Linked DNA regions of Homo sapiens: region 2 is linked to region 1. Evidence: read pairs that join two places in POLR2A ChIA-PET (ENCODE). Cell type or tissue: A673. All regions are shown on one strand. Each heading gives the region's core, and the rest is flanking DNA. Links, peaks and the distances in the headings are about the cores only.

Region 1 (8,657 bases), core at 1,482-6,481:
ACATTATGTGTACTTAAGCCAAACCATATTCCTTGCTTTTTCCTGAATTTGATTGCTCTTTTTGCCCTAATCCCCTTCCCTTATGCTATTAAGTCCACCTATAATGATTTTTGTGTTCCCTTCTCTTTTTCTCCTTGTCTGAACTATGTCTGTCTTTTAATGTGCAACGCTAATGCTATCTGGATCCATTAGGAGATCAAGCCATTCCTGATCCCCTAATCAGTGATCACCTCTTTTTCCACCACCTGAATGCTTTTCTCCTCCTGAGGGCAAGGGCCATATGTGTGATCCAGTGCCTGGCACATGGAAGGAACTCAGTAAGCATTTTGAAATGAATGAATAAATGAACTAGATGATAAGTAAATTTTTCAGGTACTGAAACTGTGTATTGAATATTTGTAAATATTGATCTGGTCATGCAATGAGCATGGCCAAGGATTTTTAAACTGTCCAATTGTTTTTGTGTCTTCTCTGTCAGTGAAGTTCTAACTCGGCAGTTCTGAATCAGCAGAATTTCTGTGCTGTATCACTTTCATCTTCCATAACATAGCCCATGCAGCTGGATATGTCAGTACAAATTGCTGACATAGTATGTCCATTACCTAATTTGACCTTTTAGCAAATAAGACCTTTCTATTATAAAGTGAGAAGAGGTATATGTGGAAAAAGAGATGCTATTTTCTATTGAAGGCAGATGATTTGACTTAGACAACTATGTGACAACTGGCTTCACTCGTGTTCTCTTGGCATCTTAAAAGAACATTTGAACCATATTTGAAATACCATTATGTTCCTATCTGCAAGTTCCACTGTTGGAGATTCTCATTCAGTATGTTTGGGGTTGGGCCCAGGAATCTATACTTTTAAGTGTCTCCCCAGGCAATAATGATGATCACTTAGGTTTGGGAACCACTGGCAAAGAAGTGTTAAGAGCTCAGATATGAGAGTCCTTGAGGCCTAATTCTCCTCTCCAGTTACTAGCAGTGTGATCTTGGGAAAGTTACTGTCTTTGAGCTTCTTCAGGGTGATTATCTGAATATTATGTGGACAATAATATTACCTCCTTTAAAAGGTTGTTAGGAGGATTAAATGAGATAATCTACTGTGCTTAGCACAGTGTTTGACAGTAAATATTTAATTAAATGTAATTGTTATTATCACTAATTATCAAGTTATTTACAAGAGACCTTTCTTTGTATTTTTTGTATAGAATATACAAAATAGAATCTACCATCTACAAAAAAAAATTCCTATTGTGTGTGTGTGTGTGTTCTTTCTTTTAATGGGAATCTTAATTAGCTTCAGGGATTTAGTTAAAATTCTGTGTGAGATTACTCTGACCCCATTTACTCTTTGTGAATAATTTACCAGTTAACAACTCTATACTTAAAAAAATTATTGGAGAACCTTTGTGTGTGCATGTGTGTGTGCACAGGCCATCAAAGGAATGCTTACCTGGAAAATGTAAGAACCAAATGTTCTAGTGCAGCATTTCTTGAACAAGTAGATGGCTAAAGTGTCATAATTTAGGAGCTTCAAGTTGAGGCTATGGGTGAAAGACATGCAGGGAGACACCTGTTTCAAGTTCTGGCCTCTTCTCATAAAATTAATTTTCTGTCTGATCCAATACCAAACAGAAAATGGAGCAGAGGTACTCTGAGCTAGGGTTTGGTGGTGCTACCTGCAAAATAAATTGAATTTTGATTGTGTGTATACACTGTACCATGTGCTTGTGTATGTTTCATATATATCCATGTAGGAATGATGTGGAAGCCTTGGGTCAGGTGAGGGGGTCTGGGGTGTGGGTGGAGTCATGGTATCAAAAGGAGTTAGAGCCACCCCTTGTACAATAGTTACTTGTTAACAAATTTGTGAATAATGAAAAGTCAAATTTTCCTGCAGACATAATCATTCATGGCAAGGGCAAGATTTCTTTTAGGTGAAGCAGAAACTCTCTAGAGTAAGAGAATGAGTAGATTTACTTGAAAAATCTTTGCATAAAGAAATAATAATACTGCTAATAATAGGGTATCAAGTGTGTCATGTTTTTCATCATACAGATGAAAAAAGTCCATCACACTGCTAATTTTATTTAACTCATAATAACTTAAAGTTGCTATCAGTTATAGTTAATTTAGATAACCTCAGTGTATATTTTGCCACATTTTTATTCCATTTCCATTCAACTGCCTATTGAATTCTGAAATTGCATGGAGAGTAGGTGATGAAAGTCACAGTCTGCAACCCCTTTCCTGTTCTTTCACTTGAGTGAACCCTTCATATTCAGAGTTCATTTATCATTGTCAACAAGAGCTGTTGTCATCTGACCAAAATGAGTGAGAAATTTCAGTTCTCGGGGCAAAATGTGTATTCAGAGCTGAAATTTTGTTTAAGAATAAGGCTGATTACTTAACAGTGAAGGGCTTCAGTGTGGGGTCAGCTCACCCTCATTGCACTTTCAAGTATAATATTAGGTATTCTTAGATGTCCAGAACCTGTGAAATTCTTAATAGAGTTGGTTTATACGTAATTTCTATTCTTTGACTTACAAGAACTTAAATCTTGTCTAAAAACCTGTATGGATTTCAAAGGCTTAGAGAGGATTAAAAGGCTATAAAAATTTAAATAACTTCATCCAGTGAGTATGTTTACCTAAATGTGTCATCAAACTTCTCAGCTTTCTGGTTAGAAAACTGGTTTGGGACACACTGACTCACACTGTCGACTGATAGAATGCAAACACATTCAGAATTCTCCTGGCAAGACTAATGTAACAAAAACAGGGTTCTGTGAGCTTTTAGAGGTGAAATGTTTCATTTCTTTAATAAATCTTCCTATCACTGAGAGCTTTTAAAGTAAACAAACACATGTCTTCACAGTTGTTAGGTGCTAGGTGAAGTGGCAGATGCATGTTGTTATATCCAGTACCCCTTACCACTTTCCAAGGAAACAATTTTTGTAGGTAACCTGGGGAGTATTATGTTTTAGCCCTTAGGCTGAAAAAAAGTAATACGCTATAATTCTAACTATTATCTCCATATGTAAATAAACATTTTATGGGGTTTATATTTTCCCTTTGGCCTATAGATCTCAAATTCTTTGCCCAAATAGTTACCCATACTCTTCTCAGAACCCTCATGCAAGAAAGTAGATAACTAGAATATTTATGCCCATTTTATAGATGGAAGCATCAACACATAACTAGTGTTATTTTTTTTAATGTTGCCCAAGAAACTTGGGCCCAAACTCAAACAATGGCCAAAGGCAGTTATATTCTCTAAGTAAGGTTAGCTGAGCAACCCTTTTCAAGGATGAAGAGATGGAGACTGGCCTGTCTTCTTGGCAGAGCTCAGGTTACAGTTGAAATAAATAGACGCTCCTGTTTCTTTCTCTTTTCCAGTTGGTTATATCTCATTGCCGTTTGTTCATTCACATGTTGCTGTAATTAGCCAATTTTAGGCTAGGCAAAGGGATTAGGTAGCGCATTACACACCCACATCTCCCTTTCTGGGATTTAGGATGAAATGAGATTTATTTTTCCATTTGCTTCAGCCAAATGGAAATGTATTTCTTCAATCCTATTTGGCTGTAAAGTAAGTTTTTATCAGGAAGTTGTACAATAATGGATAATGTGAAATCCATTTCTCTTGGGTGTTTTGCTCGTAATAGTTTTCTGGTTGTTGTTTTTGTTATTATATATTATATAATATATATTATATGTTATTATAACAAAATAATAAGTATTATTATTGTTAAGTTGTTTCCAAATTTGACTCTAGACACACTTAACACAAGGCCTGTATACACTCTAGGTTCTCTAACAACTTGCCAGTGGTGGGTTGAGATTTTTCTGCATGACGAATGTCTCATGGTCTCAGGATAAAGGGGAAATCCAAGGTTGTGGCATACAGGGTCTGTATGCCCTGGCTCTAAAATACTCATCCTCACCCGAGGCTTAACTCCATAAATTTATCTTTTTAATGTACCTGTGAGTGCATTTCTCTGCCTGCTAAGTCTACTCAGCCTTGAAGCTAATTGCTGCCTGCTGGGAAACCTTCACATTCGCTCCCTGCAGAGCTAATCCATCTTTCTAATCAGATCCTTGAGCACTCTTGTACATGCCTCTGTTACAGCTCACAATTAATTAACTCATTCTACTTATGTTTCCACCTGGGCCTCAAAGACAGGATCCATGTCTTCTTCATTATTTTTTTTTCCTAGTTCCTAGTTCCAAGCATAGTGTTAAGTTAAATGAAAGAATGGATAACAAATATCCCCCATTTTCTCTCTTTTCACATATAACCAAAATGTTCGTTCTCTCTTTTTTTTTCCAGCAAATAATCATTTGCTTTCAGTTCCAAGTCTTTATTCTTTGCTTCCTAATAACATTAAAAGTTTTAATTTTTAGAGTGTTAAGAACACAGTGAAACTTTATCTCATGAGAAATCTACATTATCATCAATAGTTTTATATCTATCTTGTTGGTCATTTAAATCAATCAAGTTATACATCCATACTGACCTTTTTGGTTTTATTCAGCCATAAAAAGGAATGAAGTATACTGATACATGTTACAACATGTCTGAACCCTGAAAACATTATTTTAAGTGAAAGAAAACAGGGACAAATAGCTACATCTTGTATGATTCCATTTATGTGAAATGCCCAGAATAGGCAAAACCATAGAGACAGAAAGGAGATCAGTGGTTTCTAGCGGCTGTAGTGTCACTGCTTAATGGGCACAGGGCTGCTGCTTCTTTTTTCTGTTTTTCTTTTGAGACAGGGTCTTGCTTTGTTTCCCAGGCTGGAGTATAATGGCGTGATCTCGGCTTACTGCAGCCTTGACCTCCCTGGACTCAGGTGATCCTCCTACCTCAGCCGCCCAGGTAGCTGGGACTGCAGGTGCATGCCAGCACACCCAGCTAAATTTTGTATTTTTTGTAGAGATGAAGTTTTGCCATGTTGCCCAGGCTGGTCTCAAACTCCTGGGCTCAAGCAGTCCACCTGCCTCAGCCTCCCAAAGTGCTGGCATTACAGGCATGAGCCACCGCACCTGGCCCACAGAGCTTCTTTTCAATTGACAAGTAGTATTCCATTACATGGATATACCACAGTTTTGTTTATCCATGCCTCAGTTGATGGACATTTGGGTTGTTTTCACTTCTTGACTATCATGAATAATGCTGCTGTGAATATTTGTGTACAGATTTTTGTGGACATGTGTTTTCATCTTCTTAGGTGTGTACCTAAGAGTAGAATTGCTGAGTTGTATGGTAACTGCAATGGACTGAATATTTGTGTCCCCCCAAACTCTTATGTTGAAATCATAACTCCCAATGTGATGGTATTAGGAAGTGGAGCCTTTGGGAGATAATTAGGTTTTGAGGTTAGAGGGGCATTCATGAATGGAATTAGTGACCCTCATAAGAACTTTCTCACCCACTTTCCACCACGTGAGGAAACAAGGAGACGACAGCGGTTTACAACCCAGAAGAGGGCCCTTACCAGAATACTTCTAGCACCCTCATCTCTGACTTCCACCTTCCAGAACTGTGAGAAATAAATTTCTGTTGTTTACAAGCCACCCAATCTCTGGTATTTTGTCATCACAGCCCCAGCGGACTAAGGCAATAATTCTACACTTAACTTTTTGAGGAACTGACAGACTATTTTCCAATGCACCATTTTACATTACTACACAGCAGCATATGAGGGTTCCAGTTTCACATCCTTGTCAATACTTGTTATTATCTTTTTGATTAAAGTTATCGTAGTGGATATGAAGTGGTATCTCTCTGTTACCAGTGATTAACCTATTTCTAAAGGAAAGTAGAAAGTAAGAGGCATTTGAAGTTACTGAGAATCAATTAACCAAAGAATGTTTAATAGGAAATAAAAAGGATACAATCTAAAGCTCATAAGGTGGCCTGGCTAAATGAATTGCATCTATAAAATTGAATAATATGCAACCACTTAAAAAAAGAATAGAAAAAGTATTGTATGATCTTCATGAATTGCTGATATATGCTTGTAATAATCTTTTTAAAGATAAATACAAGAAACTATTCATGGTGGATTATCTTTGAGGAGTAGGAAGTGAGAGCAGGGCTATGTGCGTGACCCTGAAGCATATATGCAAGATATAGTGTGAAAAAGCTGTGAGTTGGAAATTACTTATTTTTAAGAAAAGAAAAAACGTAGAAAACACATATTCAGTCTCATGAATCTTGCTAATGCGTTTCTTCTGAAACATCTTCTGAAGCTACAAGTTTGTCAGGCATCTCGGATATTTCAGAGTGTTACTGAGAAATTCATGGAAATAAATGGAGTGTATGTGTATGATAAGTAGGGAGGAAATTTAAAGAAGTGAGGATTGGCAAGTAGAAATTGAGTTAAATAGGAAACTGATAAAGAATTCTCAAACACTCCAAACTAACTGAATTTAAATTAGAGAGGGAATTTGGCAAAGTGGGCCTTAGATCCCACTATTTTCAACAAATCAGACTTTTCAGGACCATGTAGGGCCAGTACTGAGTGTTGTGAGCTGTTGCCAAATATGTCATGTGGTGAGAAAGGTAAGCCAGGATCCTGGATTTGGACTCTAAGACTTGATATAGGATATATGAAGGAGGAAGCCTCAGACATTTCAGAGAATGAGCAATGGAAGTTTTTTTATTTTTGGAAGACCAGTGATGCTAGGCCATGAGAACCTGAATTTGATAGGGAAAAGGAAATATACTGAAATTATATTGACAAGGTGAAAATACTCTTTCAATAAAATGTTATAATCTTTAAGTGTGTTTTTGATATGTTAGATTTTTTTTTCCAGAAGTAACACATCTCTAAACAAAGCCCAAGTCAGTGGGAAAGTCTGATTCATGTCATTAACATTCACTTTATACTCTTTACAACATCATATCATGTTTAAATTGAGGTCAGATTCAAGACTAGTCTCAGGTAAAGTTATAAAGTAAGAAATTGGTTCTCTTCTTCATTGTTAGTAATGGTATAAATATCTTTTACAGAAGGCAGTTTAGCTATAGGTTTTATAACTTAAATAGGTTCATAACTTTTGACTTAGCAATTTCACATATAAGAATTCTAAAACAATAATCAGAAAGGCATAAAAATTCATTGGAATGTGAGGCCATTCAGGATAGAGTTCTTTATACTAGTGACAAAGGAGGAATATAAATGCCCACAACAGAGAATTTGCTAAATAAGTTGTGATGCACCTGTGTGATACAGTAGTATTCATCTACTTTCATTGTGATGTAGAGTAGTTGGTGATTTGGGAAAATGGTCATGATGTTTTTGTTAGTGAAAAAATATTGGATATAAAAACTGCAATGTATGAATTGAGTGAGTTGTTTTTAGTGATTAGTTAATGTCTCTGATGTGTTTAATCTTAAAATCCCCTTTTAGGATCATTTTTTTTCTTCTAGCTCCATGATAAGGGCACCATATGCTCTTAATTCTGCCTTCTTGGGGATAGTCCCAATGCTCTTAAGCTCATTCTGCTTTCCTCATCAAAATGGGCTTGTCTTATATCCCATTCTCCCATGACCATGCTAACCGAAGGGAATGAATCCAGAAGCTAATTCATGATGAGAGATTAATGGAAAATAATAGATTAAAATGTAGCCAACTTTTCCTACATTTCATTCACTCATTCAAAAAAAATATTTATTTTACCTCTCCCATACTCTTGGTCCTGTGGAAGGGGCTGTGTAACAAAATATATCAAAAGTAAGCCCGCTTACCTTAGAGTGGGAATATTTGATTTTTCATAATAACTTTAGACAAGAAGATGCAATTAGTGTGAGGATTTTTGACAGTGGCAAGCCAGAGAAGCATTGGAGACTTTGGATGTACTTAAAAACCCTCACTTTGGTTCAGTCTTGATTTCGCATATTTGGAAGGCTACATTTTTCATAATACCACCAAACTAACATTTCTGTTTCTCTAAGTAGAGTGATTTACCAAAAAGAAGAAATGAGTCTTAATGGTTTAAAAAAAAAAAAGTTCACAGAGCACTGTCTTGCCCAGCTCAGTGTTATACAGTGTTAGATCATTAGGACATTCAGCAATTCTCCTACACTAAAGGAAATAGGATACAACCATGCCTTGAGTATAAGCCCTTATTTTGCCTCCTCTGTATCCTTTGTTGTCATTAGCCTGCAACTTTGCATTGCACTTATTGATGTTATGTCTGTCTCCCCTATACTAAACAATATGCCACTTGAAAACTCTTATTAATTGTCACATTATTAGAACCCAGTATAGGGTCTACATAAATGCTTTCTTGGCAACTCAAAAATATACCTATTGGTATCATGCAGAGTACATAAGTAAACTGCTTTGAAGAAAGGCAAATTTGAAGAAAGATACGTGTAATGGTTAATTTTATGTGTCAACTTGACTGGGCCATGGGATGTCTGAATAGCTGGTTAAACATTATTTTGAGGTGTATCTGTGAGAGTGTTTCCAAAGAGGTTAGCATTTTAGTTGGTAGACTGCCTTCCCCAGTGTGAGTAGACATCCTGCAATCTGTTGAGAGCCAGAATGGAACAGAAAGCTGAAGGCAGGTTGAATTAACTGCCTGGGTTAATTGCACTGGCACATCAATCTTCTGTCCTTGCCACTCCTGATTCTTA
Region 2 (8,283 bases), core at 1,873-6,872, 370 kb after region 1:
TTATTCATTCATCCCTCAGTGAACGGACACTTGGGTTGCATTCACCTTTGGGCTACTGTGGATAATGCTGCTGTGAACATGTGTATACAAAAGTCTCTTTCAGACTCTGCCTTCAATTCTTTCAGACATTTCAGGATATGGAATTGCTGAATTGTATGAGACATGTATTTTTAATTCTTTGTGGAACTGTCATACCGTTTTCCATAGTGGCTGCGTCATTTTGCATTTCCACTAACTGTACACAAGGGTTCACATCTTTGTCAACCTATGTTTTTTGAAAGTAGTAGTCATCCTCATGAGTGTGACAGGTTCTTTGGTTTGGTTTTATTATTTTGTGTTTTTTTTTTGTTTGTTTGCTTTTTGAGACAAGGTCTTGTTCTGTAGCCTGTTTTTTGAGACAGGGTCTCGTTCTGTAGCCCAGGCTGGAGTGCAGTGGTATGATCTTGGCCTTACTGCAGCCTCTGCCTCCTGAGCTCAATTGATCCTCCTGCCTCAGCCTGTTGAGTAGCTGGGACTACAGCTGCATACCACTACAACTTGCTAATTTTTGTACTTTTTGTGGAAATGGGTTTTTTCCATGTTGCCCAGGCTGGTCTCAAACTCCTGGGCTCAAGCCATCCAACCAGAAGTGCTGGGATTACAGGTATAAGCTACTGCCCCTGGCCTGGTTTGGGTTTAGTTTTTGAGTGAGGTTTTAATAGACTTGATCTTTAAATTCTTTCAGACCTCTTGAAGAATAAATAATTAATGAACAAATAATATATATGTATCATACACTTAACCAGTTGAACTACTGATACTTGTGTTCAAAATTAAGGTAATTATAATAACCAAAAAGTTGAAACAACTCAAAAGCCCATTATGTAATGGATGGATAAGTAAAATATGGTATATTCATATACAATGGACTATTATTTGGCAATGAAAAGCATATATTGATACATGCTACATTATGGATAGATGTTGAAATGTTATGCTAAATGAAACCAGGCATAAAGGCCACACATTATATGATTCCAGTTATATGAAATATCTAGAATAGGTAAATATGTAGAGACAGAAAGTAAATCAGCGGTTGGCAGAGACTGGGGTCAGGGTAGGAGGTGCTGGTGGGGAGGAATGGCGAGTGACTGCTAATGGGTATGGGGTTTCTTTAAGTGCAGAAAGATACTTGTTAAAAAAAAAAAAAAAAGGAGATGAACTAAGTCTCGTTTCTTGTTTTCATGCCCTGTTTGGCGAGAGTGTGTGTATATTTAAACAGTTTTCATAAATTTTGAAATGATGGGGAAAATAAATTTTTAGAACATGGTTGGGAGGAAAACCGAATTTAGAAAAATGTTAGTATATAGTCATTTTTTCCTAGTGGGAGATTTCCTATAATATATATTATAGGAATATAATATATAATTCCTATTTCCTATAATTTTAATTTTAGGAACACAATATATGTAATCCAGTTGCTTTTAAAAATCATAATTTTAGTATGATTCAATATGGTTTATTCAGAAAATTACAAAATTTCTAATAACGAATTTGTTAATCATAGAAGCATTTGGAAATGCATATTAAATTTGGTAGTGCTTGAAAATTCATGCTTCCTTCTCCCATACATTGTGCAAATGCTTCCATATGTTATTCACCATTTGGCTAAAGAAGAAAAATCCAATTCATTTGCTAGCTTGAGTATAAATATTAAACTATTTCCATATAAATCCAGTGACATTGTTTGCCTCGCTGTAATTCTGAAGCAACTTGGGCTACAATGCTTAGATTAGGTGATTTTACCACACAACATCAGGTGAGGGGAAATTCTGTTATGTTTTATTTAGGTTTGGAAAATAATGCTATTGATAGATCATGACAGGAACCTGTAGTATTATACCAACATACGTTAATAGTTTCAAAGTCACAGAGTCAGGAGGAGGTGAGTTTCTCCTTCCTTCCCACCTCAGAACCATGGGATTTGGTCTGTCCTGACCTTTCTGAGCAAAGGAGATAATTTTGCTTATTTTTTGTACTTTCTAGAATAAATGGACAAAGCCTGTACTTTTCTGTTTTAAAACCTTGTCTGGATGTCCAGTGTAACTGTACCAATCTTTAATTTGTAAGGTCAGTGAGAAGCTGCTGGTAATCAAAGAAGACTGAACAAAACACAGCCCACCCACTCATACCACACCAGACATGGATTTTGCTTTTGTATGTTAGAATTGTATTACTTGTTTAAAAGCAGAAACTTGGTTTAGGGGAAGAGGAATTCTATTTGGGAGCTAAATGCTATAGAATTCTTATCTCTGATTGATCCTTCTATGAATGATTTACCTTAACAATTTTCAGCTCTTTACTACTTTTATAAGCACATTTATATTGTCGAAGGTCTATTAACTGTACCTTTGGATGCCTTGTTCAGAAAATAGTGTTACTTTTAATTATTTAGGTTTGTAAGAAGTATCTTTTGCTACTTAAGGTGTAGCATTTTCTGGTCTTCAAAGGAGCCCTTGCTCATGGTTGTACTGCTGGAGAGCACATTTGTGGTTCCCTGGAGACAGCATCAAAGACTCCAACAGCAGCTGTATCAACAGAGATGTGTTTGTACATTATTGTGATTTAAAAAGTACTTTGAGGATTGGGCATTTTGCAACAAAATACAAGCTTTGTTCTCTGGAATAGTAGGGGATTTGGCAAAATTACTTCAAAAAGAAAAGGATTTTGCACTAAAAAGTGAATAATTCTAATTCTTCATCTAGTAAAATAATTTCATCCCAGTAAGTAGTGTTTTTAGTCCCTCATTATTTGACACATTTGACCATTTAAATATATGGTATTTATTCACCAAAGATGCCATTAAATTTTCTTTGTTTCATGGTTACTAACAGCCTGCCTTGTACATTTTGGCCAGAAGAGAAGAGATAAACCCCAGTTTTTATCAGCTATAGGCCTGAACTCTCAACAGTAGACTTGAAATCTTTTTCTCTACCTCTCCCTTCCAACACTTTGGTGACCATATAGCAAAAGAACTAAATGTTTCTTGTGTGGTTATTAGTTATCTTCTGTTCATATGAATTTGTAGTAGCTTTGTCAAGGAACCTTTCAAATTCGATGAGTACTTTTCTGTTGAGTATGATCCTAAGTGATTACATTTTCATTTAATTCCTTTCTCTTAGGAGAGCAACGCTTTATGAAATTTATACATTTAAACTAATATTCTTAGATGCCTATCAGTGGGGAAGTTTTCATTGTCTTAGTGAAAAAAATGAAGAGTGGGAATAATTTATTTTCTTCAGAACCACCAAAATGGGACAGAAATCCTGATTTCCTGATCCTAGTGAGATCATCTGCCTTTTAGGCTGCTTCAAAGAATGTTACAGATTGTCCAGGTTATGAAGCTCTTAAAAATTTGTACAGATTTTTAATGTATGCTGAAATCATAAACAATGACTGAAACCTCAGTTTTTGAAAATTCCTAAGGAATTGATTGATTTTTTTTTTTTTTTTTGAGACGGAGTCTTGCTCTGTCACCCAGGCTGGGGTGCAGTAGCATAATCTTGGCTCACTGCAACCTCCGCCTCCTGGGTTCAAGCAATTGTCTGCCTTAGCCTGCCAAGTAGCTGGGATTACAGGGACCTGCCACCACAGCCCGCTAATTTTTTGTGTTTTTAGTAGAGACGGGGTTTCACCATCTTGGCCAGGCTGGTCTTGAACTCCTGACCTTGTGATCCACCCACCTTGGCCTCCCAAAGTGCTGGGATTACAGGCGTGAGCCACTGCGCCCAGCTGGAATTGATAATTTAACTGGTTATTTTCTGGCTAGAAAACAATGTATACTTTTGTAAAAGTATTCTTTTAATTATTTTTACCTTATACAAATGAAATTAAATTCATACTTTTCTCCTTAAACATCGTAGACTGAACAAAACTGCTTGGTAATTTACTTGATGATGTGATATTATTCTTTTGCTTTAATATACCAATAGATCCTTTTTTCCCTCTAACATTTATTTAATACTTATTGTAGGCTAGGCACTGCTCTAGGCATGATACTGATGTAGTCATTTACTAAATAGTCTCAGGCTGCAGTGTTTTGAATTCTTGGCTGAATTGAGCATAATGTTAAGAACACGAATTCAGGAACCAGACTGTTAAAATTTGAATCCTGGCTCTACTGCTGATATGACATGTGACCATAATATGACATGTGACCCTATACCATAATACTGGTAAACACCTAAAAGAACAGTAACTTTTTAATACCAATGAAGTTATTTCTTCAGTTGTCCCCTAAATGTCTATAACCCTTCTTTGCCTCCATTTTTGCATCTGTACGTGGGGTCAGTGATGTAACCTACCTCATAGGGATTGTTATGAGGATTAAAAAGAACACATAAAATGTTTGAAATAGTGCCCCACACATAGTTGCTATGTAAAGTTATTACCACCACCAGGAATACTGTTATTACTATGACTTCACAGTGCTGTCAGCCAGCTTGCCCCATCTCCTCTTTAAATTTCTCTAATCTAGGAAAAGACAACCAAACTAAGGGTAAAATGAGAGTAAATTGACTGTATGAAGCCTGAGATTTCCCACAAGAAAACATGCTGTGTATACCTTGGCATTACATTTTGGTTGCTGAGAACTTTTGTTTCTTAGACAAGCCTTTAATAGGCCATGCTTATAAATGAATCTTGAATAAGAAAAAGTATGAGATAAAGTTCATTTTAATAAATAGGACTTATTTTTTAGGGAAAAAGATCTTGAAGAAGCTCTGGAAGCAGGAGGTTGTGATCTTGAAACGTTGAGAAATATAATTCAAGGAAGACCGCTGCCTGCTGATCTGAGGGCCAAAGTTTGGAAGGTAACTAGAAACTAAAATGAATAAAATGTAATCACTGAAGAATAATATTTTTAAAAGTTTGTTGCTTCAGATGTCTTAGTTGCAGAAAACTTTATTACCTTATGAGCATGCCGCATCTAGATTTATCAAACAGCAGCTTATTAAAATGTTTGTTTCTGTAGTGTTTGGTATATTTAACAATAATGGCTTAGATTTTGGAATGTAATATATGCTTTTGTAGCCATTAGAAATGGTGTTTATGGGGCCAGGCACAATGGCTCATGCCTATAATCCCAACACTTTGGGAGGCTGAGGCAGGCAGATCACCTGAGGTCAGGAGTTCAAGACCCGCCTGGCCAACATGGTGAGACCCCATCTCTACCAAGAGGCCGAGGCAAGAGAATCGCTTGAACCCAGGAGGCGAGGCTACAGTGAGCCGAGATAGCGCCACTGCACTCCAGCCTGAGTGACAAAGTGAGACTCCATCTCAAAAAAAAAACAAAAAGAAATGGTGTTTATGAAAATTTTCTTGAAACAAGATACAATCAGTGAGTAAAATAGGATGTATATTTGCAGATACAGAATGATCATAACAATGTTAAAAATAAAAAAGGAAGTATGCCTCTGGCTGTTGGGTTATAGGAGATTTTCCCTTTGTTTTCCTCTATTCAGCTATTCTACAGTTCATGTGTATTATTATTTTTTAAAATTTTGAATTAAGGCATTGTTATGATTACAAAAGAAATACATATATTTGTGGAAATATATACAGCATAACAACCACAAAGGATAAAATAAAAATCTGTTACCTACCACCTATAGGTAAAACAGATGAGGTCTTGGTGCTTACCTTTTTACCTTTTTGCCCTATGCACATATGTAACAGAAATGGAATTAAAACTGTACACAGCATTCTGAGCATTTTATTATAGAAGTTTAAGCACATGCAAAAGTGTAGAACTTGTATAATGAACTCCCATGTGCCCATAACCCAGCTTTAACTGGTATCAACATTTAGCCAGTGTTGTTTGATTAGTATCCTCATCCTTTCCTCCCCACCCAACTCACTGGATTGTTTTAAAGCAAATCCTTGCTAGCATACTAAAAGTCTGAAACGTTTAAAAGAATGGTAATTCCTGGCTGGGTACAGTGGCTCACACCTGTAATCCCAGCACTTTGGGAAGTTGAGGCAGGTGGATCACCTGAGGTTAGGAGTTTGAGACCAGCCTGGCCAACATGGTGAATCCCCATCTCTACTAAAAATACAAAAATTAGCTGGGCGTGGTGGTGGGTGCCTGTAGTATCAGCTACTTGGGAGGCTGAGGCAGGAGAATCACTTGAACCCGGGAGGCGGAGAGGTTGCATTGAGCCGAGATCGTGCCACTATGCTCCAGCCTGAGCAAGAGAGCGAAACTCAGTCTCAAAAAATAAAAAAGACTGGTAATTCCTTAATATCATAAAATAATTTCTTCAGTTGTCTCATACATGTGTTTTTATGGGTGATTTGTTTAAATTTGAATTCTAGTAGGTCTACCTGTTGCATTTGGATATGTCACTTAAGATTCTTTAAATCAATACAGTTTATTTTACATTTTAAAAAAAACCTTACAAAACAGTGAAAACATTTGCTCAATTTATTAAGTATTCTTTTGTATAATTTTAAAATGTACATGGCACAGATGTACTTTTTCTTTGCCAGTACATTCTGTTGTTTTTACATTAAAAAAATTGATTGTGTAAATTTACATATCTAAATATATAAATATTTTGGGTAATTTATTGTATTCACTAAATCAACATGAAGAAATATCTAATGTAGGAGGACTTAAAATAATTCTGCTGGTTGTGACATGACTAAATACTCAACATTTGGTGGAGTATGGATACCTTAATTGTAATCTTTGTTATTATTTTTAAATTCAGGCCTTTAATTATTACAGCATATTTTCCAAGAATGAGGAATAACATATGAAGCTAGTCACTTTTTAAATCTTTCTTCCAGATTGCTCTGAATGTTGCAGGAAAAGGTGATAGTTTGGCATCATGGGATGGTATTTTAGACTTGCCAGAACAGAACACTATTCACAAAGATTGCCTGCAGTTTATTGGTAAGCTGAATAATCACTTTCAAGCAGAGTTAAATTTTGGAAATAATTTTTGGGTTGAGGAATCACTCTTCAGAATAATCTTATAATTTCAGAATTTGTAAAAGGCTTGTAAATAGCTTTAGAACTTTTCTTTGGAAATTCTTATGAAATATTGTCTATTAATTTTAAGGGAGCCTAGTTTTGACTGGGTGCAGTGACTCACACCTGAATCCCAGCACTTTGGGAGGCCAAGGCAGACAGATCACTTGAGGTCAAGAGTTCAAGACCAGCCTGGCCAACATGGCAAAACCCTGTCTCTACTAAAAAATACAAAAATTAGCCAGGTGTGGTGGTGGGCGCCTGTAGTCCCAGCTACTTGGGAGGCTGAGGCAGGAGAACTGCTTGAACACAGGAGGCAAAGGTTGCAGTGACCTGAGATCACACCACTGCACTCCAGCCTGGGCACAGAGTGAGACTCTATCTCAAAGAAACAAAAAAGATAACCTAGTTTTTACTGTTTCTTTTGCATTATATGTTAGATTTTTCATGTACATTTATGGGTTTGTTGTAGTCTTAAATTTGATTTTTATATAATTAAAGATCTATATGATTGTATGCAGCCCTCAAAGGGGAGCTTTGTTCCAAAAGTTTATCTATAAATCATAGTTTGTGGACTGCTGTAGAGAAACTACTATAAATTGTGATTGAATAGGTTTCCAGTCACCCCACAACATCTATTTCATTTCACAATGTGGATGAATTTAGTTTATACTTCTTTTAAATTCATCTCTAGTGCATTGTATTTTTGTTTCTCTTTCCATCATATTTTAGTTAAATTATTAGCTTGATAGGCCTATGTGTGGTAAGCACAGCAGAAACATTATTGCTGGTGTGGACAAAAGAAAGAATTTGATAGTGGAGAATGAATTCCTTTCCCTCTTCTTGCCAAAATTATAGCAACAACTGCCCATCATGGAGTAGGTGATAATCTGTTTAGAAAACCCTTTTGCTTCCCAGGAATATGGGCTATGCCTATCTTTACCTATCCCTTTAATTCAGATTGGCCATTCTTATGTTTGACATATATATAGATCAGGTATTACTAAGTGCTAATGTTTAGTAAATACTGAATGTATAGAAGTCTTCTGTTTCTTTCCCTTCTCTCTCAACAGACTAGGTAAGAAAACATGCTTAAGTGAAACTGTTATTCTTAATTTTCTTTAAATTTTCTTTAAACTGTCTTAAAGTTAAAAGACTGTTAGAAGGCCAGGCACAGTGGCCCATGCCTATAATCCCAGCACTTTGGGAGGCCGAGGCAGGCAGATCACCTGAGGTCAGGAGTTCGAGACCAGCCTGGCCAACATGGT

Evidence for each region. ChIA-PET counts read pairs that join two places held together with the same protein. Peaks named below come from ENCODE experiments on the same cell type or tissue, not always from the same donor. Only the 100,000 strongest peaks of a DNase experiment are listed, where the experiment ranks them.
Region 2: POLR2A ChIA-PET joins it to region 1 with 9 read pairs; 6 of 35 experiments call an interaction of 5 or more read pairs at or near these places.

Annotation. Positions count from the first base shown.
Region 1 is chr3:99,907,619-99,916,275 of GRCh38, forward strand. All of the region lies in intron 1 of CMSS1 (cms1 ribosomal small subunit homolog), which reads left to right. The region is part of intron 4 of FILIP1L (filamin A interacting protein 1 like); the gene reads right to left. The region is part of intron 1 of LOC105374010 (a long non-coding RNA gene); the gene reads left to right. Among named protein-coding and RNA genes, the nearest start is that of MIR3921, 52 kb to the right of the region's middle. In A673, for the core only: no CTCF peak of the experiment used is centred there; a DNase peak (open chromatin) is centred at 3,433.
Region 2 is chr3:100,274,911-100,283,193 of GRCh38, forward strand. It overlaps TBC1D23 (TBC1 domain family member 23), which reads left to right. Exons shown (of 19, transcript NM_001199198.3): 2 at 4,739-4,850; 3 at 6,832-6,937. Among named protein-coding and RNA genes, the nearest start is that of TBC1D23, 18 kb to the left of the region's middle. In A673, for the core only: no CTCF peak of the experiment used is centred there; no DNase peak of the experiment used is centred there.